Regions from separate parts of the Mus musculus genome. Here regions 1, 2 and 4 are each linked to region 3. A link is a loop called in an ENCODE intact Hi-C map of the cell type or tissue named here. Cell type or tissue: left cerebral cortex. All regions are shown on one strand. Each heading gives the region's core, and the rest is flanking DNA. Links, peaks and the distances in the headings are about the cores only.

Region 1 (5,225 bases), core at 1,545-4,044, 98 kb after region 3:
TATGCAGATTGGGGAAGGAGGGTGGAATTTCTATTGAAAGAACCTGAAAACTTTAGACCAGTGCTTCTCAAATGTAAGAATCATTGGGGACTTCTTAAAAGCGGGCTGCTGTGCTCGCTTCCACAGCACACATACTAAAATTGGACCAACACAGAGAAGATTAGCATGGCCCCTGCGCAAGGATGCATGCAAATTCATGAAGTGTTCCATATTTTAAAAAAAAGAAGTGGGCTGTTGAGCAGCCTTAGGCTGTCAGCCTGCAGCCGGGCCTGGCCGTGCTGCGCCGTTCATTCTCCCCTGGTACTGCCGCTGCTGCTCCCTGGATCACACTTGAGATCCACTGCTCTAAGCACCATGGGAAAAACAGAAGTAGATGCTCAGTGAATAGAATTAGGTATTAAATGCTGTTGATAACATGTCCTTTCATATCTATGAAGTGTGTTGTTTTCACTGACCTGTTGCATTAAGTTTTATACATTTCTGGAATGTTGGAAGCAAAGCAAGACAATATGGAGCTCTATGTATTAAGGTTTCAGGGATAACATCTTAAATATCCAAATCTTAAACTGAGCCTAGAATTTGATTGGAAGCAATTTAGTTAGAAACCTGATAAATAAACCCCATTAATTTAATTTGAGCCTCCAGATTTAACTTTTCACAGAAGAGTTTTCAGTCTTTTTAAATTGTCCTGTACATTTCCCAAGAGACTATACATATCCCTTTGTGTTCTGTTTAGGGAGCTGTGAAATCTGATGATGACCCTCCTGCTATTCCACCAAGACAGCCCCCTCCTCCGAAGGTAAAGCCAAGAGTTCCTGTCCTCATGGGTACATTTGATGGGCCTGTGCCCAGTCCACCTCCACCTCCTCCAAGAGACCCTCTTCCTGATACCCCTCCACCAGTTCCTCTTCGGCCTCCGGAACACTTTATAAACTGTCCATTTAATCTTCAGCCGCCTCCACTGGGCCATCCTCACAGAGACCCAGACTGGCTCAGAGACGTCAGCACGTGTCCTAACTCACCAAGCACTCCTCCCACTACGCCCTCTCCACGGATTCCACGCAGCTGTCACTTGCTCAGCTCCAGTCACAGCAGCCTTGCTCATCTTCCAGCTCCTCCTGTCCCACCAAGGCAGAATTCAAGCCCTCTCTTACCAAAGCTGCCACCAAAGACTTACAAACGGGAGCTTTCCCACCCGCCACTGTATAGACTGCCTCTGCTGGAAAATGCAGAAACTCCTCAATGACCTTGGCCATATGTAGTCATTGACACTGGAATAGTATTTGTAAAGGTTTTTAATTTATTCAAAAAGACATAGTATTTTAGTACTTTTTACAGAAATGCTACTGATTAAATAAGCTCTTAAGAATTAGTAAACTTGTTGGATGGCAGTGGCCCACAGCTGTAATCCCAGCACCCTGGTTGCAGGGGCAGGTGGGCTTCAGGGTTTGAGAGCAGCCTGGTCTACAGAGCAAGTCCCAGGACAGCCAGGGCTACACAAAAAAACCTTGTCTCAAAAGTCAAAATACAAACAAAAGAGAGAAAAGGAAGGAAGGAAAGAATTTGAAATATTAAAATGCAAAAGCCCTTCACCATAGCCCCCAGGTGATCAGCAGCATTGCTTCCTCGGCTCCCCAGTGCTGCCCTAGGCCAGTATAAAGACTCTGTATTGCACTGTAGACTCTGCTAGCAGACGGCACTGAGAGGAGCCAGCGCTCGAGGGCGTTCTCACGCCTGACTGATAGATACCTTTTTAGGGTGATGAACTTACACAGATGCAGAAGATATGGGGTGGTGGTCCTGGGTTTTAACCCTCTGACCGTCTTCTAGCTTCTAATTTTGTTTGGTTTTTACATCTAGGAGACTTAGGAATAATACCCACTGTTCTTAAACTCTTTGAGACCATGTCTTAAATGTCAGTATTTGCTGCTGAAGACAAAAACGGAAAATAGAATGAAATAATAGAATGCACTGTGTTTATTATTTTGTTAAAATTATAAACAGTTCTACATAACCTGATTATAGAAGAAGGGCATGTGTTCATTAAGATGTGCCTTTTGTTTTGCAGTGTATGGTGTTTAGCTAATCATTGTTTAGCTAATGATTTGCCTATTATTTGGGAAGACAAAATTAATATGCCATATATGTACAGTTTATTTATATTGTATATATTTAAAGATAATGCTAATAACCTCTATAAATGTAAGTGACTTGAGGCCTATAATACAATCTGCTATTTGACTAATTTGTAAGTCTGGAACAAAAGTGTCTTATGGCATAAGAACCAACTGCCATTGTCAAACCTATTAACTGTCTTTAATCTCGTGTTAACTGAAATTTTTGAAAAGTTTTTCCAGATTAGTAATATTTAAACAGAAAATACTTTAAAAAGCTTTATTAAATTTTTTAATCAGGATAAAGCTTTGCCATTTGGATACTATCATTCAAAGTGATCAAGGTATGTATGTTATGCTGATAGTGCAGTAGCAGCCATTGTAAAGTAGCCAAAAGCCACGTTGTTTATCTACTGGTCTGTGGCCTTTTACTGTGCTTTGTATCAGAGTTCTTAACAAGATTAATAAATCACCTCAGTCTTAATTTGTAAAAGATTTGCAATATTGTTTTTCATCACAAAGAGCAAGGAGAAGCTGGGAATAGTGGTGAGCACCTGTAATCGCAGAACTTGGGAGGTTAGACGGAAGCATCTGGACTTAAAGGCGACTCGACTACGTGAAGAGTATGAAGAGTTTGAACCTACTTGGGATACAGGAGGCCATCCTGAAAACAAAAAAACAAAAAACAACAAAGCTGAAAAAAATCTAGAAGAACGAATAGCTATCATCTGTTTATTACGTGTGTGTGTGTGTGTGTGTGTGTGTGTGTGTGTGTGTGTGTTCATACTAGAGATCCAATGTGACAGGCCAACCTGCAGGTCTCTCCTTCTACTATGTGAGTCCTTGGTCTTGCTGGCCATCTTTTGGCCCCGTGGGATGTAAAAGGACTAACTTTTCTTTACCATTAAAAGCAAGTAGCACGTTCCCAGCCACCACGTTTATGCATTCATATGAAAAGGAAGCACAGTAGGAAAACTTCTTGAATATAACCATTTTTAGATAGGACCTGGGTAGCTGCCTAGATCTATCGCCAGCGGCTCTGTGTGAGCCGTTCTCCAGCTATGTATAAGCACTGTCGGTCGCTTTGCTTCTTAAAGTGCCTATCATTGTAGCAGCAGCTGGGCCACTCCTGGGTAGGTTCTGCTGCTTCCTGCGGACTTTGAGAGTCACGCATGCGCCTTGGGCAGCCGCCCTGCCGCTGGGAGGTACGGGTGCTGCGTGGGCGTGACGTTACCGCGTGCCGCAGCCTGCGGCGGGCCGGGGCAGGGATGGCGGCCGCCGTGGAGCCGGAGGTGGAGGACCCGCTGTGGAGCTTTGTGCGGGTTCTGGAGAAGCGGGATGGGACAGTGCTTCGGCTGCAGCAGTACGGCTCCGGGGGCGTGGGTTGCGTTGTGTGGGACGCCGCCATCGTCCTTTCCAAATACCTGGAGACGCCGGGGTTTTCTGGCGACGGGGCCCACGCGCTGAGTCGGCGCTCGGTGCTGGAGCTGGGCTCCGGCACGGGGGCCGTGGGGCTCATGGCTGCGACCCTCGGGTAAGAGCTGGCGGGAAGGCGCTGGTCGCCCAGCATCAGGTCACCGGCGTGCAGCCTTGCGCCTGTACCTCAACGAGGTTGTTTTTTTAGGGCAGATGTTATAGTCACTGATCTTGAAGAGCTGCAGGACTTGCTGAAAATGAATATTGATATGAACAAGCATCTTGTGACTGGTTCTGTTCAAGCCAAGGTACTGAAATGGTTTGTATGGCCTTTCAGCTTGTTTTTAAGATAATCGATCGCTTACATGGGCTTTAAATTGCATTTTACACAACGCTTGCTTAATATGAGGGGAGCCTTCTGCTTCTCGTTTCTAAAATGAACACTTTAAATCGTCAGAGCATCAGTTAAAGACATACGTTTGACATTTTTAAGGGGTGAAGACATAGAAGACTTGATGTCACCAGACTACATATTGATGGCAGACTGTATATACTATGAGGAGGTGAGTAGTGGTCGAACTGGTGTGTCCGAAAGCCCACAGCTCTCCGTGGTTTAACACCTCCAGGTGTGGGATATTTGTTCTATAGATGATGAGGCAGTAAAGAGAAGTTAAACTATCAAAGGCAACACATTCGCACAATTCAGGATAGGCATACAGGCCTGCCTGTGCGAGGTGGTTGAGAAAACTTGCGTGCATTCTACTGGAGACTTTTTGGAAAAATTTAAAAGGATTTTCCGATTTGCATATATTCTAGAAAACTAAGATACCTTCTGTTTGTTTGTCTGTTTGTTCATTTGTTTTTCTTTTCCCATTGACTGCTAACTGTGACTTTGGAAATTAATTAAAATGCAGGTTGGCTCACTCCTAGAATCCTAGCACTCACAATTGCCATGAATGCTAGGCCAGCACAGAGTGAGACGCTCCAAAATTAGTTATTCTCAGTGACAACATTTTATTAGACTTGTGGAATGATTTTCTTCCCATATCAGTTTATGCAGTATTGGACAGTATTTAGTTTTAAGTTGATGCCTTGAGCCAACTGATGATCAAAAGGGTCAGCAGTTAAGAGCACACACAGTTCTTCCAGAGGATCCAAGTTCAGTTCCCAGTACCCACATCAGGCAGTTCACAGCCACCTGTAACTCCAGCTCCAGGAAGATCAATTCTTCTGGCCCTGCAGGCACTAGCACATACTTAGACACAGGCAAATACGTGCATATAATTAAAATAACAAAAATTAAATTTAAACCATTAGGGTCAGGCTTGCTTTGGTAGAATAAATAGTTGATTGTTTAAATACCACATTAACTTAGATGAAGTGAAATTAGACTTGTAAGACTTAAGTCTAGCAAGATGTGATGGTACAACTTAACTAGAAACCAGTATAATTATTGGTAGTCAGGGGTTGTTTACCAGTCTTGTTTGATAACCTTGCTTTGTTTTGTTGGTTTAGAATGGTTTGACTCACCTCCTGACCCTTTCCTATCACAGGAAACTCTTGACGTAATAAACTGAAAATGGTATTTTTTTTTTAAATAGTCCTTGGAACCACTGCTGAAAACATTAAAAGATCTCAGTGGATCTGAAACTTGTATTATATGTTGTTACGAACAACGTACAATGGGGAAAAATC
Region 2 (5,225 bases), core at 997-3,496, 110 kb after region 3:
GGACTAGTGAACTGGGGAGTCTGGGGCGCTGTAGCTCTAGGTCACTAAGAAGATAAGTCAGGGGACGGGGGACCAAGCGCTGTCTCAGGGAGGTGTGAGGAGAGAAAGCCAGTTGCAGGCTTCTGCTTCATACTTAAATGGAGTTCTGTGTACATTTATCAAATGGTTTTTACTGTGTTGTCTCCAACTTTTTTGTTGTTCCAATAATCACCTGCTCACATAGTCTACTGTGTCAGTCTTGAGCACCACCACCAGATCCAAAAAGTAGTAACCAGATGTATTCTGGAGTTTACAGTCGGTGCTAGATGGCACGTTGTATGTGCTGAAATAAACACCGTTTTTGAAACCTTGTGACTCTGCTTCCAAGACGTCTCTGATGAGATGAACATTTATAACAAACAACTGCTTTCCAGAAAGCAAGAGCGACTCCATTTAGAGACTTGAAGACAAGAGTCAGTTTGGAGCGATTCTTTCTTGGGAGCTTTCTTCAGCCTTTAAAGCTTGCTTGCTGTTAGATTTTCAGAATACTGTGTCCGTGCATGGCACCTCGTGGAGCAGTTTGCCCCAGGCAGACAGGCTGAGTGTGTGCAGCTTTGCGTGCAGTAGCTCGTACACAGCTCGCTCCATAACATGGGGCTGGAGTGAACACTGACCTTAGACCCCTCAGATTCTCACACCCTTCCCACGATCCCAGACTTCCTTTCATATGAAGTCCAGCTGGCTTAACCCACAGAGCAGCTTAGTACCAGTTTCCTGGGGACCACACCCTGCTTGCCTCCCCTCCTCCCTGCTAGCTAGACCCACTCCTGAACCTGTCCTTCCACAATCACTGCCTCTGGGAACCTGACCTTGGGGAGGGACGGAATTTGTAACAGAATGAAGCGGGAAATTAAAACTCCCAGTTGTGGAGTGAGGCCAGCACTGAGCTCTACTGCAGGACTTAATTAACTAAAGGGCACCCTCAGTGCCAACTGCTTCCCACACAGGAGCCTGGGAGAAGCCCTGCTTTGGAGGAGTTCAGTGTTGGGCACATGTAGGCCTTTTGGTGAGCAAAGCCCTGTAGTTGAGACCCCCCTGGAAGAAGGGCCTAAGGAGTAACTCATCCGCTGAAGGGGAAGCCAGTATCTCTGCTTAGGCTTGTGTTGCTCAGGGAGAGGCTTGGCTGGTTTAGACCAGGGCTTGGGGCAGGACGGCTGCTGTTAGCCCTGAAGCAGAGGGTAGATGGACCTGCCAACCTGGGAATCGATCTGTGAGCTGGGGGCTGGAAGGCTCAGCATCGATGTGTACGTCCAAGGGGAGCTGCACAGCACACACCTGGAAGGTGGAGGCAGGATCATGGGTTCAAGGCCATTCTGGGACACATAGGAACACATGGCCATATCTCAAAAACAAATAGGTGCAAGAGATGAGTGAGGTCATGCCTCTAGCTGGGCATCAACCAGTATACCAACTGCCCAGCTTCAAGTAATTACCAGTGTGTCAGGGAAATGCTAGAGATGAGTTGGGGTCCTCTTGAGCAAGCAGGGTTTGTTGCTGTGGGCTGCGGGGCCTAGCACCACTTACCAGGGAGTAGGTGGACGTCACCTGGAAAGAGATTGCAGCCCCAAACTGGTTTGTGTTTGTTTTGGCTTTAAGTTTGGGGATTTTTGTTTCGTTTTGGTGTTTGGAGACAGTTTCTCTGTGTAGCCCTAGCTGTCCTAGAACCTGTAACTTCCTAGCTTTGTAGGGACTGTTTCTTCAACCAGACTGTGTGGTCACTTGGAAAATTGGAAGCTAGCAGAAGCCAAGCACTATGCTAAGGTCAAGCTTCATTCTAGCCGGAGTAAACAGGAGGTGTGGTGGTGGTACTGAAGGACTCCAAATAGCTTTAATGTTTCCTAAATTGAGAATCACCACCATAAAGAAACCCGTGTCTACTACCTCCCAGCAGGGAGGGCGAGAGAAGGGAAGAGAAGTGCTCTGGTTAGAGTGGCCTGTCCTGCCCAGAATGAGGGGCTGAACCTCAAAACCTGTGGAACAACTCTAGGAACCAGAATCGCTGTTAACTGAAGGCTGGGGGAGGGATTCTACAATTCAGAGGCAAATTGCAGGCCTCCTCACCAGTGACTTGAGCCTCTTCCACCTTCTCCCTCTGGTTGCCTAACTCTTCTCCCATTTCTAACAGTCTGTGGATTATAGTTGGTGACACCGGGTTGGTTTTGATTCCACATTATTATTTAAGTGCAGGACAGAATGGCGGTGCGTCTTCTTGTGCTTCTTTTCGCCCCCTCCTCACGCTTTCTGGCTAAATGTGATGAGCAAGGGTTTGCCTTTTTTTTTTTTTAACCCAGTGTGGGACATAGAAGTAGGACTGTAGTTCCAAAGGTGCCCTGTAGGTGGCATTACACATCTTTGTCTTTAAACAGCGTCTAGTAAGGTGGCTGTGAAAAGACTCGGTTTTGAATTGCAGCCAGCCCTCAGATTTTAAAAATTTTTAATTAAATTTGATTTTCAGAACTAGTCTACCCATTAGGAGGGTCCTTGCTGGAGAAAACACGGCAGAAGCTGAGTGAGACGGCTTTCCCAGGAAGTTGTCTTTGGTGTAGCTTTCTGTTTCATTCTGTTCAACCTATGTGGCTCACGAAGCTGCATATGTTGTGATTTGTAAATGGCCTTTCTGCTGTAGATTCCCGTCTGTGCAAGGAAGAGGCCTTTACGAGTCTAACTTTGTTCTAATTAGTGCAGTTCTAAAAATAAAGTTCAAGGTGAACTTCAGCTTTATATCTGACATGCGGCTTCTACGGACTTAAAACTTCTAATCAGCTTTAACTAGTTCTCCAAATGGGCATGCCTTCTTCCACAGAAGATCAGATTTCACATCAGAAGACTGAAGCTGTCTGTCAGTGGCCCTCCCACAATCACGTACTCCTAGGGTGAACCACATCCCACGGGAAAGTAATAGGACAGCTGAGTTTCCCTTTTCCCAGTTCTGAGTGGGAACACGGTAAAGGCTCAGGCAGGTAAAGGCAGGTGAAGTTGTTAAAACCTTAAGACCCACGTGACACAGAACACAGACCACCCAGCCACTGAGGCCCTGTCACTCATTACAAGATGAAGTCTGTGACTAGTATGTACAATATGCTAGGACAAGTCCTCTGTATGGTAATGGTTTCTCCCTGTGCCTTTGGAATAAAGTGTGTCGGGACAGAAACCCAAGGACTGCACCATCCAGAGTTGATTCCACAGCCTGTCTTTTACTGTCTGTGTGATCTTGTTCCTTAAACGCTGTGCCTTGTCCTCATGTAAATAGAGGATGGTTTTATCATGGGCCGCAGAGGTTCCCATGGGAGTTTAAGTTGTTTGCTCTACGCAGTGCACCGGAGTACCTGGCAAACAGTAAACATCACTACAGCAAAAGTGGAAATACGGGTGGGGACCTGGGAAACCTGCACAATGCCAGTTGCTTTTATCTGCTGCGTTGTGTAATCCAGGTATCCCTTTGAGCGTATAGAATTCATGCCAACGTCCCTCCCCTATCATGGAGGAATGGCAGCTGAGGCAGGAAAAAGTTGAGAACACTGGTTCACAGTGCTGTTAGTTAAATGAGTCAGCCATTTTAGAAAGGTGACGGGAAGCCATTACTGTTCACTTACAAACATAGCATGTGACGTGTGAACATTTTGTTTTGTTTTTCAGTACTGGGCTTTGAACGTCCAGCCTTTTGTGCACTGAGCAAGTAAGTGCCTACCACTGAGCTATGTCCCTCAAGTGTGCTTGTGTGTGTATGTGAGTATGCACGTATGCGTGTGTGCCACTAATAACTAAACCTTGTGCACATTAGGCAATTACTATACAGCTAAGTTACATCTTAGTCGCTGGCCTTTTGAAATACAGTTTCAGGGGCTGGAGAGATGGCTCAGCGGTTAAGAGCACCGACTGCTCTTCCAGAGGTCCTGAGTTCAATTCCCAGCAACCACATGGTGGCTCACAACCATCTGTAATGGGATCTGGTGCCCTCTTCTGGTGTGTCTAAAAACAGTGTACTCACATACATAAAACAGTAAATCTTTTTTTTTTTTTTTTTAAATCCCTGTGCAGCCCAGGCTGACCTCAAACTCACAGGAACCCATCCTGTCTCTGCCTTCTGAGTGCTGGGATTAAAGGCGTGAGCCTCCCACTCTGCCTGTTTTTTGAAGGATTTTAAACCCATTGATGAAAATACTATAAACATTAAACAGCTCTTGATTTTTGACATCTTTACTGATACGTTACTTTAATGTATGATAGGTTCATGTTTTTAATATTCGTAAGGTTGAAAACGCCGACGTTTCCTCCTTACAGAACAGGATTAGACATCTTGAGGTCAAGCCAGACTATACGGAGAGCCCACAGACTTTCTCAGGCTCCGACAAGCCACCAATTGCAGTCTGTCACACTCCTCACAGCTGCTCTGTAGTAAGAATTACCTTGAGTTCAGCTTTTTAATCATCTGATAATCGGGCTTTTGCAGGACGGGCTTCAGTCTGTGTGCTGGCTCATCACTGCCTTGGCAGTCATTTCCAGACTTGTGTGTATTATACCAGCGACCCCATGTAGCAACCTTCAGCCTTCCACCTTGTTCCTCAAAAGAATGCCTTCCAAAAACCTGTTCCTTACACATGTGCAAAATAGCCGGCTGTTGACATGCTCTGACTGGATAAGAAACTTTACCCAAATTGTCTTAGTCACCATATCCATTGCATAGTGTTGAAACACTATGCCCATATGCTACTTTGTTTCCATATCATAGTCTACCATCAAAGGCAGTGAGAGCAGGAACTAAAGCAGGCAGGAACCTGTGGCAGGAGTGATGCAGAAAGTCACAGAGGGGTGCTGCTTCCTGGCTTGCTCCTCCTAACTTGTTCAGCCAACTTTCTTATCACCAGCCCTAGGATGGCACTACCCACAGTAAGCGTGGGCCCCCTACATCAATCACTAAGAAAATGCCCCACAGGCTTGCTTAAAGCCATACCATATGGAGGCAATTTCTCAGCTGAGGCTCCTTCTGTGACTAGCTCAAGTCAAGTTGAGATAAAAGGGCCAGCACTCCCAAGTTCAAAAGAATCCCCTCGGAGCACAGAGTTCACATAGAATGCTAGTTTCTAAAACTGAAAACAAGAAAAGCACGTTTAACACTCCTCAATAATCAAAGTTTAAGCCTAAAATGCTTTTGATGTCAATGACTCAAATGTAAATGCCACGTTTTT
Region 3 (5,225 bases), core at 1,697-4,196:
ATCTTATGTTCTGAGGCTGGAGCAGCTGCTGAGTGGTTGAGGTTAGAGTGCTTCCTGCTCAGACAGAGGGTCCAGGCTTGGTTCCCAGCACCAACGCCGTGGTTCACAACCATCTTTAACTCCAGTTGCAGGGAATTCAAAGTCCTCTTGAGACCCTATGGACACCAGGCTAGCTCATGGTACAAATGCATGTTTGCAGGCAAGACACTCATATCCATAAAATAAAAATAAATCTTTAAAATAGATAACTATTACTTTATTGACTTCTCATCGTTTATTAAAACAATACTGTATTCCTAACATTAAATAAAATGGTGTGTGTGTGCATGTGTGTGTGCGTGTATGTGAGGGGGGATGCAATAATGCTGCAGTGGATAACTCTGTCCCTTAGTGATTTCATTCACAAGCAAGTATGTCTCCAGGACATATTTCTGGAATTTGCTATATTTGTGTACCTTTGAAACTTTGAGAGATGTCATGTAGTTTGCCCTTATTAGACATTAAAACAGCGAGTTTCTGTTTTCTCATATCTTCACTATTATAGTATATAATTAAGCTCTCTGATTTAATAGGTGCAAAATGGTACCAGTGTAAGTTTGTATTTCTCTTAATATGAATGAAGTTTAGTGTTTATTTTTAAGAGATACCCATTCTCTTTATGTGTGTGTGTGTGAGATAGCTTTTTCAGTCTTTTTCCTCTCATTCCCCCCCCCCCCTTTGAGGTTTAATTCTACTAATTTGCAGGGAAGTTAGCTCAAAAAATGAATTGCTGTAGTTGTGTGTGTGTGTTTCTAGCTTGTCATTGCCTTTTAGCTTGACTTGTGGGTTTTCCCCCCAGGCATTAAAAAAATCTATGTCAGTCTAGATTTTTGTGATATATATAAAAGTCATCTTATTTTTTTTTTTTTATTCTGAGGTCATTTGGAATCCCTTTTTTATACATGTAAACCTTTGACCTATTGGCATTTCTGCCTGAGTATGAGATATGGATTCAACAGTTTCTGTTTGTCTTTAGATGGTCACTTGTCTGGCTGGGAAAACTCTCTGGTGTCATTCTTGGACCCTTTGCACCATGTGGATCCGTTTCTGTTTGCCTAGCCCAGAGATCACAGGGCCGATGCCTGTAGAGGCTAGGCAGGTTACGTAAAAGGGGAACGGTGCCAGATCGGGAGGACAGCCAACTGGAAATGGGTGGCACACTTCTATAAAGAGGACGGCCTCTGCACTGCCTGCTCGTTTCTTTGCATAGATGCAGTAGGCCACGTTGTTGCCAGATCTTTGTCAAGAGAAGCTGGAAATAGACAAGAAAAAAAAAAAGCTATCGACTTTAAAATGGTAATACCAATTAAAAATTCTTAATACTTGGCGAAACAAATACATCTTCAGGCCAGATTAAGCTCAGGGGAGCCTTCCAATAGCCTTTGCCAAGAATAAAACTTCCCACCAATGACTTTCCTATGAGAAAATACAATTGCAGTCTGATAATTTGACAGCTTCGTGTTTTATAGCTAGGGTCTAGGAACTTTAGGAAAAATAAGCTTTCTCTATAAACCAGAGTGTATTTAGTACATGGGACTATGAACATGGCCATTTATTAGAAGACAACTTTAGAACTTTTATTAGAAACAACTTTAGTGTTATTATGTAGGCACACGCGTGTGCGAGGACACACATATGCCACATTTCAGATGTAGACAGGTCAGGGAACAACCTTGCGAAGCCGGTTCTTTCCTTCACGTGGGTTCCAGGGGTGGAACGCAGGTTGTCAGCCTTGGGAAGCGAAGCAGGTACCTTTTCCTCGACAGCCCCAGAGGACTTTTTTTTTTTTAAACACTGTGGATACTTAGATTAAAAAAGAAACCAAAAACAAAACAAAACGGAAACCTCCGATCTCTTTAAGTATTTAGTTGCCATTTTTACTTTATGAAGTCAAAATGGTGTTGTGTTTGGGGGAGAACAATGTTCACCCACTGATTCTGGAGCTGAAATTACTACACAAGTTATCTTTTCCAGTCTGTTCTTCTGTTCCCTTCCTCACTTCGGTGGCTGGCAGCATGACTGTTTACAGCCCGTTGGGAGCAATCTGTTCAGCGATTTTAGTGGGATGAAATTTGGGTTAGTGAAAAAGTTTCCAAAGTACATGCCCCTTCAACTTAAAAAAGCATAGGGACAGAGGATTTTTAGGTTTTTTTTTTTTAATGCTAATTAGTGTGACTGTATCGCAGGATCCAGGTTCTGTAGAACCTTAAGTGGAAAGGATTTGAACATGATTAACCTAAGAACAATATCTGAAAGTTTTTGGATACTTTTTTTTTTTTTTTTTTTTTGATCCATAGGGACTCTAGGTGAAAGACCTCGAACTGAAGTCATCTGGCCCTTCAACGTGCGCTAAGAGCTTCCCATGACCCTACAATGTGACTTTATGAATAGCCACTATCACCTAAATATACAAAGGAGCCACACAGAGCACACGTTAAATAAATATCCTATCAGCCCAAATGTCCTTTTCTCCCCACATCTGTGTTCTGCCTCCCAGAGCTGCAGTCACGGGCTCGGGGGTCCCCTAGGGCTGTACCGAATCAGGATTGTCTGCCAGGACTCGGAACGCTGCCGAGTTCGTCTGGAAGAGCCACCCCGCCCCGTGCACGTTCCCAGGAGAGACCGATTACCCTCCCGGCCCCGGGGCCCCGCACCAGACGCCTCGGCCCGCTCGGCGGCGCGCATGCTCCGTGCTGGTCTTCTCCAGAGACTCGGGAGAGCGAGCGCGGGGCCGAGCCGAGCCGAGCCGCCGCTGCAGGCACCGGGCGCTCGGCGGCGGCCGGCGGGGCTGGAGGGGCGGCGGCGGCGGCGGCGGCCAGTGCCGTGCACGCCGGACACGCGCGCCCGCTCGGCCCCGAGGGCCCTCTGGAGGTGACTCGGGCGGACCCGGCGGTGGCGGCGGCGGCGGCGGCGGCGGTAGCGGCGGCTGCGCGGAGGGCGGGGGAGGCGATGAGGACGCTGCGGGCCGCCGCTGTCTGCCCGCCGCGGCCGTAGCGGGAGTCGGGGCGGGGGCGAGGCCGGCGGTGCCCCGCGCTGCGCACCCAGACAAAGGAGGAGGAGCCTCGGGCCAGCGGGCCGGCGCCGCGGGGACAGCAGGACGCCTCGGGCCGCCGCGCTTCCTCGGGGCTGCGGGGCCGCCAAGCCTCGGCGAACGCCCGCCCGCCGGCGCCGCCCCCGAGCGCTCGGCCGGAGCTGCGGCCCGGGCGGGAGGCGGCGGCCGGGGCGAGGCGAGGCGAGGCGGCCGGCGCCCTGCCTGTCAGGCCACCGGCCCGGCCTCCGATGCGGAGGCGCTGCGGCCGGGGCCATGCAGCAGGCGCCGCAGCCCTACGAGTTCTTCAGCGAAGAAAACAGCCCGAAATGGCGGGGACTATTGGTCCCGGCCCTGCGGAAGGTCAGTGCTGGGGCCGAGGGAGGTGCCGCGGGGCGACGGGCTGGGGGGCCGGGCCCGGAGCTCGCACAACTTGTAACGGGGAGAGCGAGGAGCGGGGAGCACGGCTCGCGCCCGCCCCGCGTGCCGCGGCCGAGCCTTCTCTGGCCGGGCTGCGGGCGCTCCTAATTGCCTGTTGCATCCCGAAGGACGTTTTCTCAACTTTCTTTTTTGGCCTGGTCCCGGAAGGAAGGTTTTGTTATGATCATAAAACTGGATTTCATCTTACAGTCATTTCGTCAGGCAACTTCCGCCGTTGACCAATGCGTTGTCCTCAGGCTGGATTCTGGCAACACAGAGTCCCACTGGTTTTTTTCGTTTCTAAAACAAATGCGCAATTTTGGACCGAGAGGCTACTTTGAATTAAGTTCTTGGGGCTGGGGGTGCTCGCCTCGGGCGGCTTGCTTGCTACGCTCGCCCATTCGCCTGTTGAGGCTGTGCTGTTTTCGCTAATATGGATGTGTGTTTCCCATGTGTGAAGTGTCAGTGAGTCATAGTATTCGTTCTCCAGCTCTTGGGGTGAATCTAAAGCGCCTCCCCACTTCCTGCAGAAGTCTTACCTGAATACAAAGATTGCCTCACAAAATGTGGTCAGTTTCTTCACAGCGACGAGGACTTGCAATAACCACTTTTAAGGGACAGTTGCGGGGGCGGGCGGGGGGGGGGAGGTGGCTCGTTGCTAATCAATCTTTGGAGATTAGATACATTGCTAGGGTGCGTGTCTCCGATTGGTTGGTGCTAGTCTTATATGAAGTTAGGTAATTATGCCATTCTCTTTGTTGCTCTGGGCCAGCAAGAGACTCGTTAGGGAAGGTGATTTGCGGTCCAACAACACAAGCTTGATGGCTTGAATTTCATTCCTGGAATCCACGTAAAGGTGATAGGGGAGAACTGACTCCACAAAGCTGTCCTGGCCTTCATGCAGGCCCTCACCACACACACACACACACACACACACACACACACACACACACACACATGCCACTAACACATATATCACACACACACACTTTAATAAGAAACCTCCACTAGGTAAAATACCACAATTGAGGGAGAATGTAAGATGTAAGGAGTAAAAGTACCTTTTGGGTTCCTGAGTTCATGTGCAGAACCCAGGGGGGAAGGAGAGAACTGACTCCCTACACACACTCGTACACACTCACAGACAGACAGACGGACAGACAGACAGACTCACACTAACAACAACAACTGCACTTGAAAAAGAATTCATCATACATGTCTAGGAGTGGAAAGACAAGTCCACTTTAATGGTAAAAACATTTCCTTGTATTCTTCAGAATTTCAAATTTTCCATTGTCATAATTCTCATAAGGAGGTGATTACTGGTTTCCTTGGGGGCACACACCAAATCATGTCTTTAAAAAGAACTCTGTGGAAATGGAAAGCACATTGAATAGTGATAATTCTGTTTTGAATCAAACGCAAAGGGGAAATACGTGGATAGTAATTAACCCTTCTACCTCCCAGAATGGCAATGGGTGTATCGGCTTGACCCTTGTTGGCATGTGATGCAAGTATATACACATTCGTAATTTTGATAGCAAAAGGTGGCTTAGACTCTACATAATCCTTGGTGCATAAATACAAATTTAATTTTTCAGAGTAGATCAGAAATAAAACCAGAACTAATATCCATTCCCTATCTCTTGCTTTGGTCCTGGAACTGTGCATTTGTGTGTTGTGTTTGTAGATAATATATTACTTCATAGTAATGGAGTGTTTTGCATATTAAAAAAAC
Region 4 (5,225 bases), core at 1,165-3,664, 320 kb after region 3:
CAACTTACACAACCATATGATGAATAAAATATTTACTGATACTAAAGGATAGTGACAAATGAGAAAGGCAGAAAATAAGTTTCGTTCACAAGAATAAAAAAGTTGGTATGGATATAGAGACTGTATATAAATAGAAATTGTAGGAAAAACTAGAAAATCACGTACTTACTTTTTTTTTTTTTTTTTTTTTTTTTGAGACAGACAGGGTTTCTCTGTATAGCCCTGGCTGTCCTGGAACTCACTTTGTAGACCAGGCTGGCCTCGAACTCAGAAATCTGCCTGCCTCTGCCTCCTGAGTGCTGGGATTAAAGGCGTGCGCCACCATGCCTAGCCGCTTCTTACATTTTAAGGGACACGACATCAAGTGCCCTGTAGATGCCGGAGTTCCTTTGGGTCTTCACTTTTCTGAGTTCTAGTTGTCTGGGTGTTTTTCTCCTGTGAATGTCCCTCTAATCAGTGCGGTAGTTCGAAACCTGTGGGTTGCATATTAGATGTTCTGCCAATCAGATATTCACAATTCATAACAGTAGCAAAATTACATTTATGAAGTAGCAACAAAATAATTTAATGATTGGTGGGTGACCATAACTCAAGGAACTGTATTAAAGAGTGGCACCATTAGGAAGATTGAGAACCACAGAGTTAGAGCGTACTATGACAATGCAGAGGCTCCCAAATATAGTCATTTAAACGAGGCAGAAGTGTATTACTGACTGTCCAGAGGTAGGAACCCTGAGCTGACAGAGCGGCTTAACATGGCTCATCCTTAGACTCTGGTTTCTTTCTTCCTAGGGCTGGATCTGATCACCAAGTCTCCTCCTAGTTTGCATGCTAGGCTAGACTAGGAGAGTGGTAGGGGTGGGGGTGTGGAAGGCTGCAGCCTATTCATTGGCTCTCTCTCTCTCTCTCTCTCTCTCTCTCTCTCTGGTAGAAGATGGCTTTTGAACTCTTAACTGTCCAAGTCGCCTGTTGCATGGTGGGATTCCAGGAGTGGTGTGCCGCCCTGGACAGAAGTTATTTTACTTTTAAACTAGAACTGCAAGTCACACCACTTTCATTCAGGTGCCACTGGTGAAAACTCAAAATGATAAGAGAGCATGAAATGTGGTCCATTGGGACAAAATATCAAACAGAAATGTATAATAATAAGGGTAAAGACTTTGGGTACAACTAAACTTCTGCCACATCTTCGTTTTTATTCCTTAAGATAAGTTCTTTAGTTTACACTGAGTCTTTTGTTGCTCTATATCAAAATCACCGTCGACCCCTTCAGGTGCCCGTTTTTGTTTTATGTTGGAAAGAGTCGTCAAGGGAACAACTGTTTTTGACGGAGCTAAGAAGAGGCCACTGGTTTTCCTTCTCGGAAATCTAGGGATTACCCTTAGAGGAGGGGGAAATAGGAAAACTCAAAGAAGGTCTGCTGATTATGGTTGGAAATGCCTTCTTCACGGAAGCTTGTTCTAAAAGCAAGACAACACAACTGTAAGGAACCCCCGCCCACCCCTACCTACCCACGGACTAGCTTTCCTCCACAATAGGAGACCAACACCAGGAACAGACAGATATTCTAAGTTTCGTTCCTTCCAGCTAGCTTCAACACCTTTTCGGACCCCTAACCTCTGCCACGAGGGGTCATGCTATACACTGTATGGTATACAGTATTTAGAACAGATGGTTCGCTCATATTTTTCCAATGCAGAGATATAGCGGAGACTGCAGGCCTAGAAAGCAACGCGATGCAGAGGAACCGTTTGAGGCCCTCTCCTTTCCCCTTCGCGACCAGTTTTTGAGAGAATACGAACGATTTGTAATAAAACACAAGGCTCCAGGCTCCAGCGGAAGAAGGCGGACCCAGGTGACATCACAGTCTCTGGACCGCCCGAGCTGGGCGTGTCAGGGCGTGTCAGCGAAGGCTTTGCCCTGCCTCCGGTGACGTCACGGCCCGCCGAAGCTCTAGTATCTCCCCGCAGCTCTCAGCGATCGCCGGGCGCGGTGGCGCACGCCTGTAGTCCCAGCTACTCGGGAGGCTGAGACAGGAGGATCGCTTGAGTCCAGGAGTTCTGGGCTGTAGTGCGCTATGCCGATCGGGTGTCCGCACTAAGTTCGGCATCAATATGGTGACCTCCCGGGAGCGGGGGACCACCAGGTTGCCTAAGGAGGGGTGAACCGGCCCAGGTCGGAAACGGAGCAGGTCAAAACTCCCGTGCTGATCAGTAGTGGGATCGCGCCTGTGAATAGCCACTGCACTCCAGCCTGGGCAACATAGCGAGACCCCGTCTCTTTTGGCTCTCTATCCCTCACTCTTTAAATTACTACCATTATTATAGTGTTTTTTCCTCTTAAACATTAAAAAAGGTAAAGTATATTTTTAGGGTTTAAAAGATTTAGTCATACAATAAAAATATACCTATCTAATTATCTTAATCTCCGTATTTTTATTTAAATCTTTTTCATTCCCTCTTTCTCTCTCACACACACCCCAAACCCCCCCCCCCCCCCAGTTTTATCTTTCCTTCGTTGTTAAAACAACAAATTTGTTCAAGATATTCATGGACTGGTGGCCGCCTCACTACTGACTCCTATCGGAGTATAGTCAGAATGTGTTTATAAAAAGATGTTATTGTCAAAAGAACCAGCAGGGGCTGCTAGTTCATTTAAAAGTGGTTGGTAAAGAACAGCCGCCTGACAAAAAAGCATTTTCTCTAACAGAGTACTAACAGTGTACGCTTAGTGGTAAATTATAAATTTACCTATGTCTATGTTCCTGAGTTATGGAAATTTTTCTTTAATGTCTTTTTAGCATTTTTATATACACTTATGTTAAGTACTATTGAAATGAATATATAACAACCTTTAAAACCCTGGAAACCTAAAGGAACCGTAGTAATTTTAACTAAAATTCAAAATGTGTGGACTCTGTTCACATGACTGCAAAAGAACAGAAGGACTTTAAAAGTCATACATATTTATCAAGTGGACACAACAAGAATGCTGAGTATTTTAAAAACAAAACAATAATAACAAGAAGTTTACTCTCTCCCTACTAAAAAAAAAAGAGAGAGACCAAACAATTTTTGATATATCTCATTTTATTGTTTTGTTTTCCTCTCTTCTAAACAGATCCCTGAATTTGGTTCACAATGGCTTAGCTGTACCTGCAATTCCTACATCAGAGTATCTGGCTTGCTTCTTAGCCGTGGCGTTCCTACCCCCTTAGTCCTCTCTAAGACTTTAGAAGAACTTCTCAGCTTGTGGAACCCAAGCATGAGTGGTGGCATAATTTCTCCCTCCTCAAAAACAAAAACAAAACAAAACAAAAGTCTGGAAACAGTCAAAGGGACATCATAGGGGACAAAAGGACTTCACAGATTCCTCTAACTTTGGGGTTGTGAGTTAGAGAGGTTAAATACAATCTAAGGGTTCTTATAAAAAGACAAGAATTGGGGTTATGGAAAGAGATATGGCCTGGAAGCACATGTTGAAGCCATTTGGGATCACCAGTCAAAGAATATAGCAACTTTGGAAGCTATGAGAGACAATGCAAGGAATTTTCCCAAGACACCACTGACATCACCTCGCCCCGCCCCTGCCCTATTCCCACCCATGCCTCCACATAGATGCAGCTCTGCAGACCCCTTTGGGACATCTAACCTTCAGAACACTAAGAAAATAAATTTGTATTATAGGGAGTGGAGAAATCCCTGAGTGAATATTTATTGTTGACATTGACAAAGCCATGGCAAGGGCTCCAAAGACCCCATTAAGATCCATGAAAGAATGGCAAAAATCTTCCACCTAGGGTGAGGTTCAGAAGCAAGGCAAAGTCTTCCTCTAATTCAGTCCTGGATGTTGACAGTGTGGCAGAAAGTGTCCACTGTATCTTTCTCCCTCTGAACGTTACTACCTGAAGACCTACAGAGACTACTACTAAAATGAGCTAAACCTGTCTCCTTATCCAGCTGTATACTGTAAACCTGCCTGCTTGTTCAACTATATGCAATGACCCCACCTTTCTGTTCAACTCTAAATACTAAATATGCTGAGCTTGGCCTAGTGCCTGTAGTTTCTTTAGTGGAGAGCCCAGACTAGTGGATCTGGACCTCTTTGAGGGTTGGAACTACTCTTTCACAGCAGTCACCTAAGACCATCAGAAAACAGATATTTGTAATTCGTAAGAGTAGCAAAATTACAGTCATAAAGTAGCAACCAAAATAACTTTATAGTTGGGGGGGGGTCACCACAGCATGAGAAACTATTAAAGGGTTACAACATTAGGAAAGTTGAGAACTACTGGCCCAGCCCATCTGATCCCAGCTTTTTTATCTGTATGTCTGTCTTTTTCTTCGTGTTCTTACTGCCCTAGTCAGGTCCATCCCTGGATGCTATGCACAGACACTGCGTTGTATTGTTTATATCTCTACACGTATGGCTGGTGTAACAGTAATAGAAACCATTTACAGAAGCACTGAAGCTCCATGAGCCCCAGAGCTCCACACTTGACTCAGAGGAAGACTGATAAGAGCTGAAAAAGATTCAGATCTGTTGCTCTCTTCTGAAACATGGTTGTACTTTGATTTTAAATATCCTACAATTTTCTATCAATTTCCCCATGTCCAAGACTCTGTATATGTTTTGGCTGTACATTTAGCCTTCTACTTGTATTTAGGATAGAATAAAAAACTGATGCTTACTACAAAATGCTGTGTTTTAGATCCCTTTCGAGTGCTGGAAGCTTGGTGCCAGGTGTAGCGGTGAAAGCCTTTAAAAATCAGAAATGCTATTGTTCTTGAGAGAAACCAGTTTCACTCATGAAGAAGCTATCATAAGAAGAAGCCTGGCGCGTGCACCCCTGCTGCTTCCGTCTCACCTCGGAACTGCCCCCTCTCTTTCCATGTGCTTCCCTCAAGATGCTGGAATGTAGCAGGGGGGCTGCCCTTGTTAGATTGAAATAGATGTGGCTACTCAGTTTCAGAGTTCCAGCTGCTAAAACTGTGAACTTTGTACATTGTTTAACTGTTGGTATTTTGTTACAACAATAGAAACTAGATTAACACATTTGCCAACATTAAAGGTTTATGATCTATCTGGGCATGATAGTATGTACCTGCAATTCCAATACCAATGAGGCTGGAATCAGAGGGAGACTGAGGACAGCCTGGCTTATAGGGTGAGTTTAGACTAACCTTGACTATATAGCATGCCCTGTCTCAAAAGCAGAGTAATTA

Evidence for each region. Peaks named below come from ENCODE experiments on the same cell type or tissue, not always from the same donor. Only the 100,000 strongest peaks of a DNase experiment are listed, where the experiment ranks them.
Region 1: a loop joins it to region 3, with 2.7 times the contacts of the local background. A loop is called at or near these places in 14 of 42 quality-filtered maps.
Region 2: it touches region 3 in a loop (2.8-fold over the local background); 11 of 42 quality-filtered maps call a loop at or near these places.
Region 4: a loop joins it to region 3, with 3 times the contacts of the local background. A loop is called at or near these places in 24 of 42 quality-filtered maps.

Annotation. Positions count from the first base shown.
Region 1 is chr12:69,581,144-69,586,368 of GRCm38, reverse strand. It overlaps Vcpkmt (valosin containing protein lysine (K) methyltransferase), which reads left to right and starts at 3,352. Exons shown (of 6, transcript NM_001033236.3): 1 at 3,352-3,648; 2 at 3,739-3,849; 3 at 4,024-4,093; 4 at 5,132-5,225. The coding sequence starts at 3,383. Sos2 (SOS Ras/Rho guanine nucleotide exchange factor 2) reads left to right here. Exons shown (of 23, transcript NM_001135559.1): 23 at 737-2,608. The coding sequence ends at 1,246. Gm24449 (a small nuclear RNA gene) reads left to right here and starts at 111; the gene lies at 111-216. In left cerebral cortex, for the core only: a CTCF peak has its summit at 2,639; DNase peaks (open chromatin) are centred at 3,310 and 4,029; H3K4me3 peaks cover 1,115 bases; H3K27ac peaks cover 1,104 bases.
Region 2 is chr12:69,571,856-69,577,080 of GRCm38, reverse strand. It overlaps Vcpkmt (valosin containing protein lysine (K) methyltransferase), which reads left to right. Exons shown (of 6, transcript NM_001033236.3): 6 at 1-346. Among named protein-coding and RNA genes, the nearest start is that of Vcpkmt, 8.5 kb to the left of the region's middle. In left cerebral cortex, for the core only: a CTCF peak has its summit at 2,374 (motif pointing right); a DNase peak (open chromatin) is centred at 2,381; H3K4me3 peaks cover 414 bases; H3K27ac peaks cover 412 bases.
Region 3 is chr12:69,679,720-69,684,944 of GRCm38, reverse strand. Sos2 (SOS Ras/Rho guanine nucleotide exchange factor 2) reads left to right here and starts at 3,093. Exons shown (of 23, transcript NM_001135559.1): 1 at 3,093-3,430. The coding sequence starts at 3,344. In left cerebral cortex, for the core only: a CTCF peak has its summit at 2,682; DNase peaks (open chromatin) are centred at 2,664, 3,067, 3,550, 3,852 and 1 more place; H3K4me3 peaks cover 2,500 bases; H3K27ac peaks cover 1,217 bases.
Region 4 is chr12:69,358,239-69,363,463 of GRCm38, reverse strand. It overlaps Rn7s2. Among named protein-coding and RNA genes, the nearest start is that of Nemf, 3.7 kb to the right of the region's middle. In left cerebral cortex, for the core only: a CTCF peak has its summit at 2,622; DNase peaks (open chromatin) are centred at 1,924 and 2,613; H3K4me3 peaks cover 774 bases; H3K27ac peaks cover 670 bases.